3 separate regions of the Homo sapiens genome follow, and all the other regions are linked to region 1. Evidence: chromatin contacts called from ENCODE Hi-C or POLR2A ChIA-PET data. All regions are on one chromosome and are shown on one strand. Each heading gives the region's core, a stretch centred on a gene start or an enhancer-like site at or near the end of the contact. The rest is flanking DNA. Distances are from core to core; before and after follow the strand shown.

Evidence for each region. A loop is a pair of places that touch in the nucleus more often than their neighbours do. ChIA-PET counts read pairs that join two places held with the same protein, here RNA polymerase II (POLR2A). Pooled maps may share reads with other maps.
Region 2: a loop to region 1 is called in a pooled map, with 2.8 times the contacts of the local background. The contact joins the enhancer-like site here to the promoter of RPS19BP1 in region 1. A Hi-C loop is called at or near these places in 2 of 50 pooled maps.
Region 3: a loop to region 1 is called in a map of ascending aorta, with 7 times the contacts of the local background. The contact joins the promoter of CDC42EP1 here to the promoter of RPS19BP1 in region 1. A Hi-C loop is called at or near these places in 2 of 168 maps with a recorded cell type or tissue (aorta and ascending aorta) and 3 of 50 pooled maps. POLR2A ChIA-PET finds 5 or more read pairs at or near these places in 1 of 52 experiments (GM12878).

The regions. Positions count from the first base shown.
Region 1 is chr22:39,530,505-39,535,269 of GRCh38, reverse strand. RPS19BP1 (ribosomal protein S19 binding protein 1) reads left to right here and starts at 2,522. Exons shown (of 4, transcript NM_194326.4): 1 at 2,522-2,583; 2 at 2,747-2,875. The coding sequence starts at 2,532. RefSeq lists silencers at 167-256, 317-366, 232-526, 2,598-2,757, 2,938-3,067 and enhancers at 2,328-2,377, 2,428-2,487, 2,277-2,792, 2,793-3,308.
Region 2 is chr22:40,590,513-40,594,954 of GRCh38, reverse strand. MRTFA (myocardin related transcription factor A) reads left to right here. Exons shown (of 15, transcript NM_020831.6): 2 at 220-281. Among named protein-coding and RNA genes, the nearest start is that of MRTFA, 44 kb to the left of the region's middle. RefSeq lists enhancers at 381-590, 1,171-1,370 and a silencer at 1,216-1,510. Within about 2 kb of position 2,139, at least 4 of the 41 ENCODE cell types and tissues checked have a DNase peak (open chromatin) inside an H3K27ac peak, as active enhancers do.
Region 3 is chr22:37,558,770-37,563,121 of GRCh38, reverse strand. CDC42EP1 (CDC42 effector protein 1) reads right to left here and starts at 2,642. Exons shown (of 3, transcript NM_152243.3): 1 at 2,534-2,642. RefSeq lists enhancers at 185-791, 1,094-1,323, 792-1,399, 1,400-2,006.

The sequences.
Region 1 (4,765 bases), core at 1,273-3,772:
TCTTTGTTAAGGGATTGCTGGGGTCACACAGCTCCCAGCTGTCATTTGCACACTTTTCAGGAAGGGACCTCGCCCCCCGCCCTGGGCAGCCCAGCCTGGTGGCTCTGCCTCAGCTTCCCCAGCCACTCCTCCAGGCCAGGGTGAGAGTGGGAGGGGGTGCGGGACAGCAGGAAGCCGGGGCCACACGGTGCTGGCTGCAAGGAGCCAGCCGAGGCAGAAGGACGTCCGGACCCCCACCCCCACCTAGCCCGGGTGGGCGCAGCTGAGGCCTTGGAGTCTCGCCGCGTGAGAAAGCTGTCCTGCGGCGCCACCTATTGGCAGAAATGCGCCCGGCCCCGCGGATGTGCTGATAACTCCGCGGGAGGCTGGGGCAGCGCCTGGCCTGCCGTCCCGCCCGTGCCCGGCTGGGCTGCGGACGCTGCAGGGGTCCACCTGGCACGTTGGCAGAAAACTCCTCCACCCGGGGGACCGTGGGCTGATTCAGCCTAGATCGGGAGGAGGACAGAGCTTGGTCCTTTGCCCTCCTGAGAGGCTGACTCGCTGCACATCCCACGACCTCCTGGGCCTCAACCCAGCGGCTCACTGGCGTCCCAAACTCAGCTCTCATCCACTCATTTCGTGCGTTTCTGAACTCTTACCGTATGCCAAGCACTGTTCCAGGCGCTAGGGATATAACAATGAACAAAACAAAGATCCCTGCCTTGCGGAGCTTACAGTGGGGTATGGGCGGGGAAACAGACAATACGCAATACACATAATAAGTAAGACAACAATCCGGCTATGTTAGAAGCAGGAAGGAGGCATATGTCTGAACAGTCACTGGGTTCCAGGCCCCACACTCCCCTTAGGACAAAATCATGGAGTCTGAGGCCTTTGCGACCCTCCAGCCCAGCATGGCATCCTGAAGGGCCACTCGTGTGTCACAGGGGATAGGTCCTCGCTACAGCGGTCTCCGCCTAGAACAATCCCCGCTGCCCATACATGGTCAGCTCCTCCTCACCCTCCAGGGGCCTACCTGACCCCATGGCTTGACAGGCCCCACCCAGCACCACAGCACTGCTCTCCCTGGTGGCTGGGACAGGAGCGCCCCCACAAATCCTGCGGCCAGGCTGCCAGTCTTAACTCCCACCCCTGACTCCACCCGTGTGACCTTCGCCTCTCTGTGTTTGTTTCCTCGTCTGTAAAATGCAAAAGACAATTCCTACCTGGAAGGGTAGGGGGGATAAACAAGTTAACAAATGTAAAGCACGTAGAACAGCACAAATGCTTGAGTTTGTGTTGGTTGTTATTATTACTCTCTAGCCGATGGAGCTTAAACGGTGTGGTCTATCCCGGAGGACGAACTCCAGGTCCCACACTCTGTGGTGTCAAGTACACAGAAGGCCCTCAGAACCCGGCTGAGTGAACCCAGTGGTCCCTTCTGATTCACCGTTCACTTATTGCGTGTCTTCTCCATGCCAGGTGCTGGGCTGCCAGCTGCAGATGGAGCAGCGAACAAGCCCAGGGCTCCTCCCCCAGGTAAGCAGTGTCACTTCTAGGCCAGAGGGGCTCAAATGTTTTGGTCTAAGAAGCTTCTTACATTTAAAACTTCAGAATCCCCTCACTCCTGTAATCCCAGCACTTTGGGAGGCTGAGGTGGGCGGATCACTTGAGGTCCGGAGTTCAAGACCAGCCTGGCCAACATGGCAAAACCCCGTCTCTACTAAAAATTTTTTAAAAAGAAAATTAGCCGGCCGTGGTGGCGGGCGTCTGTAATCTCAGTTACTCGGGAGGCTAAGGCAAAAGAATCGCTTGAACCCGGGAGGCGGAAGTTGCAGTGAGCCGAGATCGCTGCACTCCAGCCTGGGCGACAGAGCGAGATTCCGTCTCAAAAAAAAAATTAATTTAATTAAATAAAATAAATTTTAAAAAATTCAGGATCCCAAAGAACTTTTGTATGTAGGCAACTGATATTTGCCATACTAGAAACTAAAACAAAAATTTTACATATTCATTAATTCACTTAAAATGACAATAAACCCATTGCTTGGTAACATAAACAACGTATTTTATGAGAAATAATTGTAGTTTTCAAAACAAAGATATGTCTTTAATGTCTGGCTTAAGGGAAGACAACTGGATTCTCATGCTGCACTCAACCTGTGCGATACCTAGTGCTGGTTGAAGTATATGAAAAACACTCCGCCCTGTCCCCATCCTAGCCCGCCACGGAGCCACGAGACCCGAGAGGATTGGCCAACCCGGCGGAGCAGGTTGCGGACGGCTTCCGGGGAAGGAGGGGACTGAGCGCCAGGAGCCAGGTAGATTGGGATTGAGTAACACATGTGTCTTTCTGCGCCTTGGACCCGCCTCCAGTTTCCGCCCCTTCTTCCGCTCAAGTGTAAACCCCTAACGCATGCGTCCTAAGAAAGATGGGCACTTCCGCCCATCCCCCTCCGGATCCCTCTGTTCGGGCTCGGGTTTCCGCCGAGACGACAGGGACTGCCAGGTCGGAAGTAGTGTGAGGCTCGTGGGCGGAGCCAAGCGCCGCCATGTCCGCCGCCCTGCTGCGGCGGGGCCTGGAGCTGCTGGCGGCGTCCGAGGGTGAGGAGGGCTGGCCAGGGGACGTCCGGCGCGGGCAGGAGGATGGTAGTGGCTGCGGGCGGGAGCCCTGGATGGAAAACAATCCAGGCCGGGCTTAGCCCCAGTGGCATGGGAACGCTGCGCGCCCTCTGACCTGGGTCTCTTCCTCTCTCTTCCCCTACAGCCCCCCGGGACCCTCCAGGTCAGGCCAAGCCGAGAGGGGCTCCGGTGAAACGGCCCCGGAAGACGAAGGCAATTCAGGCCCAGAAACTGCGGAACTCGGCCAAGGGAAAGGTGCCCAAGTCGGCACTGGGTAAGTTCGGGAAGGGGCTGAAAGTGCTGCCTCCGGTGCTGGGACCTGCGCCCCAGAGGAGGTGGCGCTTGAGGCAGGGCTTGAAGCGTTCGCCCGGTATTGCTAGACCTACTGTGTGCCAGGCGCGGAGCGGGGCCCTGGACATACGAAGGTGACAGAACACGCCACCGTCCTGGTCCTCGTGGACTACGGCCCTAGTGGGGAGAGAAGCATCAAAGAATATCAAACCCAGTGTGTCATTGCTAAGTGCATTGAAGCCTATGAATTAAAAGACTACGGTACTCTGATGGGGACTTAGGCCAAGTCAGCCTTCTCTGAGGAAGCGACATTTCAGCCGAGAGCTGAAGGATGTATAAGAGTGAGCTAGGTGAAAAGTAGGAGAATATTCTAGGAAGAATAGTATGTGCAAAGGTCCTGAGTCAGAAAGGAGGTTGTTGCCTTTGAGAATTTGAAAAAATAAAGGCTGGTAAAGGTGACCTAGTGAATGAGGATCAAAGATGGAGCATTTAAACACATTCACTAACACTCTGTACCAGGTGCTGATTCTAAGTGCTGTACAAATGTAAGCTCGTTTGATCCTTACAGCAGCCCTTTGAGGTCGATACTACTATCACCCCCGTTTTACAGATTCAGAAAAAGGCACCTGCCCAGGTGGTACAGGCATTGTGGCTGCCCGGGCATTGTGTCTCCAGAGTGCTGCTATTACCTACTCCATTGAAATAGGACATGCTGTGGCCTGGGCAGTGGCTATAGCAGCAGAGATAACAAGAGAATTGTGCAGGTGGAAAATATGTTAAAGAGGGGGCAGCAGAGAATTTCAGCCTTTAGAGGGGTTTTAGTGGTGAATTGGCTGTGAAGGTGGAGCCTAGTTTCTTGGGGGACGTAGTGTCACTTAATAGACATAAAGACTTTCGGAGGGGCTGGTGTAGGCAAGATGGTGATATTTTGACATGTGTCAGGACGTGGCAAGCTCTTACTGTGTCTGAATCCCTAGAGTCTAATGCATAAAAGATGTTAAAGTATTTGTTAAAAGAATTATGAATTCCAAGGAGGAAATACAACTTAAGCCAAAGTCTGGAGGCAGGAAAGTGAGACAGGTTTGAGCCCCAGCGATACTTGCCATGAAGCAGGAGTGTGGAGTGCCAGAGGTCATTCCCATCTGTCCCAGCCCTTGTCTCACTGTCGTGTCCTGGGTGCTCACCCACCTCCCCTGTTGGATGGAAGCTCCTAAAGGCACACACCTCCTTGGGCTTGTCCGCAGCCTTGGTGTCCACCACAGGTTTTGGCACATAGATGCTGAGTGAGAGGAATGGCAAGCCTCGCAGCCAATGGAAAGAACACCTCTGCAGCTGCCACTTTGCTCCAAGCTGCATCGTCTCTTGCCTGAATTATTGCAGAAGCCTAGCCGGTCTCCTGCCTTCCACATGCCCCTCCCCCCGTAATCTTGTTCTCAACAGCAACCAAAGTGATCGTGTAAAATCAGAAGTCATTCCTTGTTTTTCCTCTGGGTGGCTCTCATTGTAGTCACTAAAAGGTGGCGGTCTTAGGGTGCCTGACAAGGGCTATATGACCTACCCCCACCCCCAGCCAAACTTGGTCTCTTCCTGCTACCCACTCCCCCTACTCCAGCTGTTTTTGTTGTTGTTTTTGGTTTGTTTTTTTTTTTTTTGAGATGGAGTCTTGCTTTGTCACCCAGGCTGGAGTACAGTGGTGCAGTCTCATCTCACTCCAACCTCTAGCCTCCCGAGTTCAAACGATGCTCCTGCCTCAGCCTCCCGAGTAGCTGGGATTACAGGTGCCCACCACCACACCCAGCTAATTTTCGTTATTTTTAATACAGACGGGGTTTCACCATGTTGGCCACGCTGATCTCGAACTCCTGACCTCAGG
Region 2 (4,442 bases), core at 890-3,389, 1.1 Mb before region 1:
AGTGCCCAATCAGTGTTACCTATTATTTAACTCCACTTACATGGGCCTTTTTTTTTTTTTTTTTTTTAACCAGTGACAGAACTCTTAACACTGTTGTGTGCATGGAGAGGATTGAAAGGAGATAAGAAACAGCTTCTTACCTTTGAAACCAAACGCCTTTTAGGAATGGGAAGAACTGTTTATATTGCATGAACTTTTATTTTTCTGTTTGTGTTGTAGTGATCGGAGGGTATGGTTGGCATGGAATTGAATTTCATCTGTCTGTGGGAATTGTAAGCAAGGTAGGTCCCAGATTTATTTACTCTTCCCTCCCTCCTTTCCTAATGTGGTCGTTAGTATCTTCAATTGTACTGACCTAGAATAGATCAGATTTGACTATTGTTTGGGGAAACATTATCTTTTTCAGTCTCACTCATCGTGCCTCCTGATGGTCTGTCCTGTGGTTTAATGTTGTGGACTACATCTAGTATCTCATTAGAATGTAGAGAATGCTAAGAAACAACATAACCAATGTAAAATTTTGGTGGTCCTAGAACAGAACCATGAATTTACACATGTACCCACCCACACATACCCCTACCTCTTTAATCCAGTCCTTGAGGGCAGAAGTTTTTGTGTTGGAGCCATTATGTAAACCAATTTAGGGTGGTGGGTAATGGTAGGCTAGCTTATTCTGATCACTCTAAAAATCAGTAGCCTGTGTGAATGGTAGACTAAATGCAACAAAGGACCTGACTAGACAGTAGCCAGGCCATTACTGGCAACTGTAAATTTTGTTACTGATGACAGGATCTGTCCATCTGTAACCACTAGAGTTTGATTTGACACAACATGCTTTGTTCCTATCTTAAGCTCCTGGGCCTGAACAAAAGTACACCAGATAGAGCTTTGGCTTATGTATCTGTCTTATGTCAGGTGCCTGCAAAAAGAGCTATAGATGGCAGTTCACGCAGCTCTGCAAAACTATTTCTGTCAGAATATTTCCTGTCAAGGTAAAGGCTACTGCTAGTTCATGTAGTTCTAGTTTTCTACCACCATAAGTATGTTGAGATTCCCGTTGCTTATTGGTACAGGAGACCTGGCTCAGTTGCAGAGTAAACTTGACAGTCAAAACGGAACTCCCCAACCAGGAATCCTGTAAACTTGTGTGTGGGGTTCTATGGGTTGATGTCAGTCTGGACTCTTGCTGCATCTACACTTAGCACAGGTTCTTGAGACTGGCTTTCTCTCAGTCACAAAGAAGAGATTAGTACATTGCTACAGGGAAAAACAGTGTAGCCACTTCCTATAGCAGAAGGAACATGGCCTTGGAATTGACGCTGCTGTCTAGGAAGGAGGAGGAGACGGTAGATTAAAGTTAAACTTCTGTAAATGAATCCTTTGTCATCATCTAGTGGTCTGAATTTTCTGGGTGTGATCTGTGTGGTCAGTAAATTATCTTTTTTCTATTGTTCTACTTTTATATTGGGGTAATAAACTATTCCATGGAAATACTGTGTGATAAAATTAATGGAAAGTAAAGAAAGGTACCAACTTTTATTGAATTCCTGCTGGAGTTAGGCATTGTACTGTAAATTTTCATGTATGTTCTTTTACTGAAATATATCAAGTTCATTGATATTACAGCTTTTCAAGTCTAGGTGAATAATATTGTGACTCAGTGTCTTGAACTATTTATAATAGCCATTTAGAGGAAATAGAATTTTGTAGTGTTTTATGTTACTTCATTTGTTTTCTGGAGAAGGAAAGAATAATTATATGAGTTAATTTTTTTCTTTTTTTGGGGGCTTGCTACTGATTAGCCAAAGGCAGGGTGGAGACTGGCGGGTTTGAAATTAGAGACACCTGTGCTGTTTTGGGAAGTTGAGGCTCTTGACCTAGGATTTGCTGAAGTTGGTGCAGGAGAGGTCAGTGTAGGTTAATATTTTCAGAGCTCAAAGCAAGTGTGGATTGGGGTTGTTTATAGGTGCAGTTTTGCTTGATCTCTGTATCTGCAAATGGAGTAAAAAAGTACAGTACTGCTGTTTTGGGAAACTTCTGCAAAAGTCCCTGAGCCAATGCAAATTAATTTTCTTCAAAAATACCAAGAAAATTCCCCATTTGGCTGTTTCACCTGGTTGAGGGAATTGACTCTTGTCATTATGCTTGTAAAGAAATTACCAGGCTGGGTGTGGTAGTTCATGCCTGTAATTCCAGCACTTTGGGCGGCTGAGGTGGATGAATTGCTTGAATCCAGGAGTTTGAAACCAGCCTGGGCAACATGGTGAAATCCTGTCTCTACAAAAAACACCAAAAAAAATTAGCCAGGCATGGTGACATGTGCCTGTAGTCCCATTTGCTAGAGAGGCTGAGGTGGGAGGATTGCTTGAGCCTGGGAGGTAGAGGCTGTAGTGAGGTGTGATTGCATCACTGCATTCCAGCCTGGGTGACAGAGTGAGACCCTGTCTCCAAAAAAAAAAAAAGAAAAAAAAAATGTCCACAGATTTTTTTTTTTTTTTAAGTTAAGAGACAGGGTCTTGATTTATTACCCAGGCTGGAGTGCAGTGTGGAACATTTACAGTTCACTGTAGCCTTGACCTCCTGGGTTCGAGTGATCCTTCTGCCTCAGCCTCCGGAGTAGCTAGGACTGCAGGTGTGTGCCACCACGCCTGGCTAATTAAAAAAAATAATTTTTTTTTTTTTTTTTTTGTAGAGACTGAGGTCTCACTGTGTTGTCCGGGTTGGTCTTGAACTCCTGGCCTCAAGTAATTCTCCTACCCCGGCCTCCCAAAGTGTTGGGATTTACAGGCATGAGCCACCATGCCTGGCCCACACATTCTTTTAAAACAATTATAAATTTGATTTTCTGTTTTTAAATTTTCTCTTGAAATTCTTCTCTCATGGGAGATACCATCTCTATGTCTTTCAGTCATGCAGTAATTGGGGGTCAGAATAAATTGTTCAGCTCTTTCCTAGGTGATATGCAATTAAACTGAAGTCTTCCTTCTCCTTTGGACTTGTGCATATATCTATGAAAGAAGAAAATCTGGTTAAGAGCAGCAGAATTACCTGGAGATACTATACTGTCCTTTCAAGGGCTGAAATGGACACATTAACATTTCTTAATCTATGCATTTTTCCATTTTTATTTTTCTGTCTATTGAATGAATTACTGTACTTTTCCTCTTGGCCACTTCCTTTTTATGGTTTAGTGAGATAAACTTAATATAATTTTTCCTTCTTTGTTGAACAAATGTTAGTTCTTTAAAAATAACTTTGAGGTATAATTTATATACTACAGAATTTACCTGTTTGAAGTGTACAGTTTATTTTTAGTAATTTTGTGGAGATGTGCAACCATTACCCCACTCCAGTATTACATTTCCAATACCCCAGAAAGATCCCTTGTAAACACCATTTTTAAACTTCCTTTGAAGTAAGGCGCACATTTTATTAAGTTCTGCATCGGATTTAATCTTCCACTCATGAAGTTTTCCACCACTCTGCGTATTGCACGTCTTCTTTCCTCCTCTTCTTTATATATTAGTTTCTTATTACTGGTCAAACATACCACTCTTTTGTTATTTTTATTACATTTTCTCAACACTTTTTAAAAAGTGTAACCTTGAAAAGAAGGGATTTAGCTTTTATTCAAAGTTATTTTTTTCTTTGAAAGTTGTTATCTTTTTTTTTTTTTTTGAGACGGAGTCTCGCTCTTTTGCCCAGGCCGGAGTGGAAAGTTGTTATTTTATAATGCCTCAGGCCTCTCAGTAAGAGCTCGTTATTATTTCTGGGTTTTCTGTTCACTTCATTTGCTATTTATTTATTTATTTATTTATTTTGAGACGGAGTCTCGCTCTGTCGCCAGGCTGGAGTGCAGTGGCGCGATCTCAGCTCACTGCAGCCTCCACCTCCCAGGTTCAAGCAATTCTCCTGCCTCAGCCTCCTGAGTAGCTGGGACTACAGGCGCGTGCCACCACGCCCGGCTAATTTTTTGTATTTTTTTGGTAGAGACGGGGTTTCACCATGTTGGCCAGGATGGTCTTGATTTCTTGACTTTGTGATCTGCCTGCCTTGGCCTCCTAAAGTGGTGGGGTTACAGCTGTGAGCCACCGTGCCCAGCTGCTATTTATTTATTTTTAAAGGGAATAATTTATTGGTTATTTCTTGTGTGTGTATACAGACTAGGTATTAGCTGATTTGGAGAATTCTGCTCTGTGCATAAGTATTCAGATACTCAGTAAAAGATGTGAATATTGTCATACACTTGAGCTTTTCCTTTTTTTTTTTTTTTTCTTTTTTTGAGACAGAGTCTTGTTCTGTTACACAGGCTGGAGTGCAATGGTGTGATCTTGGCTCACTGCAGCCTCCGCCTCCGCCTCCTGGGTTCAAGCAATTCTCGTGCCTCAGCCTCCTGAGTAACTGGGATTACAGGTGTGTGCCACTATGCCCGACTAATTTTT
Region 3 (4,352 bases), core at 1,393-3,892, 2.0 Mb after region 1:
TTTTTTTCTTTTTTGAGGCAGGGTCTCACTCTGTCACCCAGGCTGAGTGCAGTGGCTCCATCACAGCTAACTGCAGCCTCGAACTCCCAGGCTCAAGCGATCCTCCCACCTCAGCCTCCTGAGTAGCTGGGACTACAGGCACATACCACCATGCTCAGCTAAGTTTTTCCACTTTTTGTAAGGACAGGGTCTCACTCCATTGCCCAGGTTGGTCTCAAATTCCTGAACTCAAGCCATCCTGCTGCCTCAGCCTCCCAAAGTGCTGGGATTACAAGTGTGAACCACCACACCTGGCCTCCCTGACTTCTTGAGGCAGCACCTCATCTCCCAGCAAAAGGGGCTCCTCCCCCCTGAACCCCCATGGTCACTTTTGACTTGGGGGACCAGCTTCCTCCCCAATCTTGCGATGATCCCATCTTTCAAATGTTTCTGGGCACCCCCCCAATAGTACCCACCCCTCACACTACCCTGCCTACTGCGGTCGAGAGACTCTGCAGCGCTGTGGAGCTGAGGGCAGGGTATTGGGACCCGGTCTTCCCATGTGGAAAACGGAACAGCACACCAGGCAGTTCCCCTCCCAGGGGAGTTGCAAGGGTAGAAAATGTAATGAAACCCTCAGATACTGGAGCAGGGCAGCCATGGGTTCAAATCTGACACCTTTACACTAACATCTCTCATTCCAGGGACCCCGGTGGCAGCCACGTGGCACTTGCTGCCAACCACAGGGCACTGCTGGCCATCAGGTGTGCCTCACCTGGCACTGGAGTAAGCAGGGCTCCAAGTGTCCTGGTGCCAGGCTCACCTCCCCTCACCTGCTCAGGAACACCGCCCGTTAGTGTTCAGAACACCCCTTTCACAGATGGAAAAAACGAAGCTCAGAAAGGAGACATTTACCCTCAGTCACAGACCAACATTGCTGGTAAATGCCCCAGGGTGGGGGTGAAGACGATGGGGAATGGGGAAGACGATTTGGAGGGCTTGGATGCCCAGTGCTGAGCCCGGTGTGGGGTGCAGGTGCAGGCCTGGGAAGACAGGAGACCCAGCTCTGCAGATTCACTGCCTGTGACCTGGGCAAGGAGGTCACCACACAGCCTCAGTGTCCTTGGAGTCCTTATATTTACCCTATAGAGGATAGTCAGGGCCTGGGCACATGGCCTGAGCTCACTCAATGGTGGGAATGACGCAAGAACAAGTTTTGGAGCCGGGATCGGGCCAACAGGGGTCGCTGTGGAGGCACATGTGGTCGCGGGGAGGCCAAGGGCGGGTCTGAAGGAGAGCGGGGGCGGCTGCACCCTGGCATTCACCTGGGGGTCACCCGCAGGCCGCAGTGCTGGCCAGGGGCCCACGTCTCATCCTGGAGGCCACTGCTCGGGTGCACACAGCCCACTTCCTGCGGGCATCCAGCTGGGTGACGCCCCCCCCCACCGCTGGACAGCGGGTCCCTGTCATGGTTACGGCAGCTCCCCCAAACCTGCTCTGGTCCCTGGAATAAGGGGTTAAACCGGTCGGCTGACTTCTCCTGCTCCTCAAAGTCCAGACGCTTCAAGGTGGAGAGACGGGGAAACTGAGGCCAGAACGGGGTAGCTAGTTGTTCGCAGTCGCGCTAGGGGACCCGGTCCTCCGTATTCCAAGGGGGGCACCGTGGGCCATTAGGGAGCGACGGGGAAAGTGGAAAGGAGACGCGCTTCGTGCCCACCGCCCCGAGTTAGAGCCGAACCAGCCCGGGACCGAGCGAGACGGAGCGGCTGCGGGCCGCGTCTCGGGTCCCCGCGCCACGTTTAGTGCCGCTGCGGCCTCCCGGCCAGTCCCCCCTACTCTCTAAGCCTCAGTTTCCCGGTCTAGGAAAAGGGCTTCGAATGTTGCGGGTCTGGCACTGCTGGGGCAAAGGCAGAACAATCTGGAGGGCGGCCGGGATTGGAAGTCCGGGAAAGACTTCGGCCATCCAACATTCCCTGGGGGGACGGGGCTCAGGACGCGGAGGGTCGCTCCGCGGGGGAAGGGGACGACCGGCTGTCTTGGCCGGAGGGGAACCGGACGGGATGACCTCATCCGCGGCTCCAGCCTGGAATGCGGCGGTCGGGGAGGGGGGCAGGGTGCCTGTCCATCTCCCCGGGCCCCCCACCCCCCACTTCCCGCTCTCCGCGTGGGCCTCGGCGGAGGGGAGACATTCCGCCGCGTCGCCCGCTGCCCGCCCCGGCCCTTCCTTCCCCCGCGCAGGAAGGCGCGGAGACAGCCCCCGCTCTGCCCCTCGGCTCGCCCCCTCCTCGCGCATTTTGGCCGCTCAGCCGTGTCCGATCCTCTGCCCCCTCCACCAGCCTGGAACGGGACACGAAGCCCGAAAGCTCGGAGTTTCCTCGCGCGGCTCCGCGGCCGCGCCCGGCCTTCCTGTGGGCACCCGGGGGCGCCTCTCCCGGGCGGGTCCCGTCCCCGTTCCGGCCCCGGGAGCCTAGTAGGGTGCAGAGTCCCCGCGGGCGCCGGGACCCGCCGGCCTCCACGGCCTCCGCCCCGAGGACCCGCGCGCCCGGGCTGTTACCTGGCTCCGCGAGCCCCGGGGGCGCGGGACGAGGGCGGACTCGTCGTCTGCAGCGGCGGCGGCCGCGCGTCCCGGCTGGCAGCCCGGGAGAGTCGCTGGGCCGGTCTGCGCCGCCCTGGCCGCGGGCTCCGCGGGCTGGATCCGGGGGCGGGGGCGGGGTGTGGGCGCTCCCGCCTCCCGCCCGTCTCCTCCCGCCCGCGGGCGGGGCCCGGCCCCCTCCCCGGCCCCCTCCCCGGCACCGTCCTCGCGGCCGCCGAGAGCTGGCAGGGACGCGGCTGGGGGGCCAGGCCAGGCCTCTGCTCGCCACCCCGGACAAGGCCAGCCGGGGAACGTGCGGGCTGCCCCGGGGAGGCGACTCCGGTCCCCGGCCGCCAACCCCTCTTCCACCGGTTCCCCTCGTGGCCTTGCTTGGGGCGTCCAGGCCTGATGAACTCTCCTCCCTCCTGGGCCCTCCAGCCGCGCCCTGCGGGAGTTCGGGGAACCGGGAAGCTCGATCTGAGGCCTTGAATGCCTGGGCCTTTAAACCTTGATGTTTACAGGCATGACATGCCCACTCCTTTGCTCCCCATTCTCATTCCCTTCCATCCGGTACAGGCCCCGCGGTGCCCAGGAGGAAGACAGCCATACTGGGGCGACTGGTAGAGTGGGGTAGAGTGGCCGTCAAGACCGGGACCCTGGAGCCGGACAGCCTGGGCTCCTGTCCTGCCTCAGTCACTACTTACCTTTCTCTGCCTCAGTTTCCTGATCTGAAAGTGGGATAGATAATAGCAGCATCAGATGTTGTGTGAAGTGTTTCCTGCTCCAAGAGCACCTAGGAGGCTTGCTCGGCAGGTAAATGAAGTCGCATCTCAGAGACTTTACAGACCCTCCCCCCACCCCGCCCACCTCCATGGAGGGCAGGGAATCAGCCATACCCGGGACCCTGTGCCATCCTCAAGGAGGGGAGATAGATCTCTGGCCCCTGCCTCCCGTTGTTGTGCCCTCCTTTGACTACTCCCATCTGACTATAGAGTCCTCGGGCTGTCAGGGCACAGAGAGGTCCCTAATACTTCCTGCAGGGCCTGGGGGCTCAGGAAATCTTCCTAGAGGAGATGATACCTGAGTTAAGTCTCTCTCTCTCTCTTTTTTTTTTTTTTTTTTTTTTTTTTTTTTTTTTTTTTTTTTTTGAGACGGAGTCTCTCTCTGTTGCTCAGGCTGGAGTGCCATGGCATGATCTCAGCTCACTGCAGCTTCCACCTCCCGGGTTCAAGCGATTCTCCCTCCTAAGCCTCCGGACTAGCTGGGATTACAGGCACCCACCCACGCCCGGCTAATTTTTGTATTTTTTAGTAGAGAGGGGGCTTCACCATGTTGGCCAGGCTGGTCTTGAACTCCTTACCTCAGGTGATCCGCCTGCCTTGGCCTCCTCAAGTGCTAGGATTATGGGTGTGAGCCACTGCATGGTTGTGAGTTAAGTCTTAAAGGACGTGTAGGCAGAGGGAAGGGCAGTGGAAATGCACAGTGCACAGCTGGCAAGGGACAGCACAGCAAAGGCTGGGAGTGGAGGACCCTGCAGCGGAGGCAAACCCGGCTGAAGGAGACTGGCTGAGCGCTGTTGTGGCCGGGGATGAGGAGCTGTATTTACCCGCAGGTGGAGGAGACAAGGTCTTTACTGTTCACCCAGGGGCTAGGCCTCTTCCACTGGCTCCCTGAATCCCCATGCTGGCCACCAAGGGAAGGAGCTATTTCTGCAGCTGGACAAATGAGGAAACAGAGGCACAAAGCATTCTAGCATTTGCTCAAGTGGCACAGCAGTAGGAACTCTTTCCCTGGGGGCCGG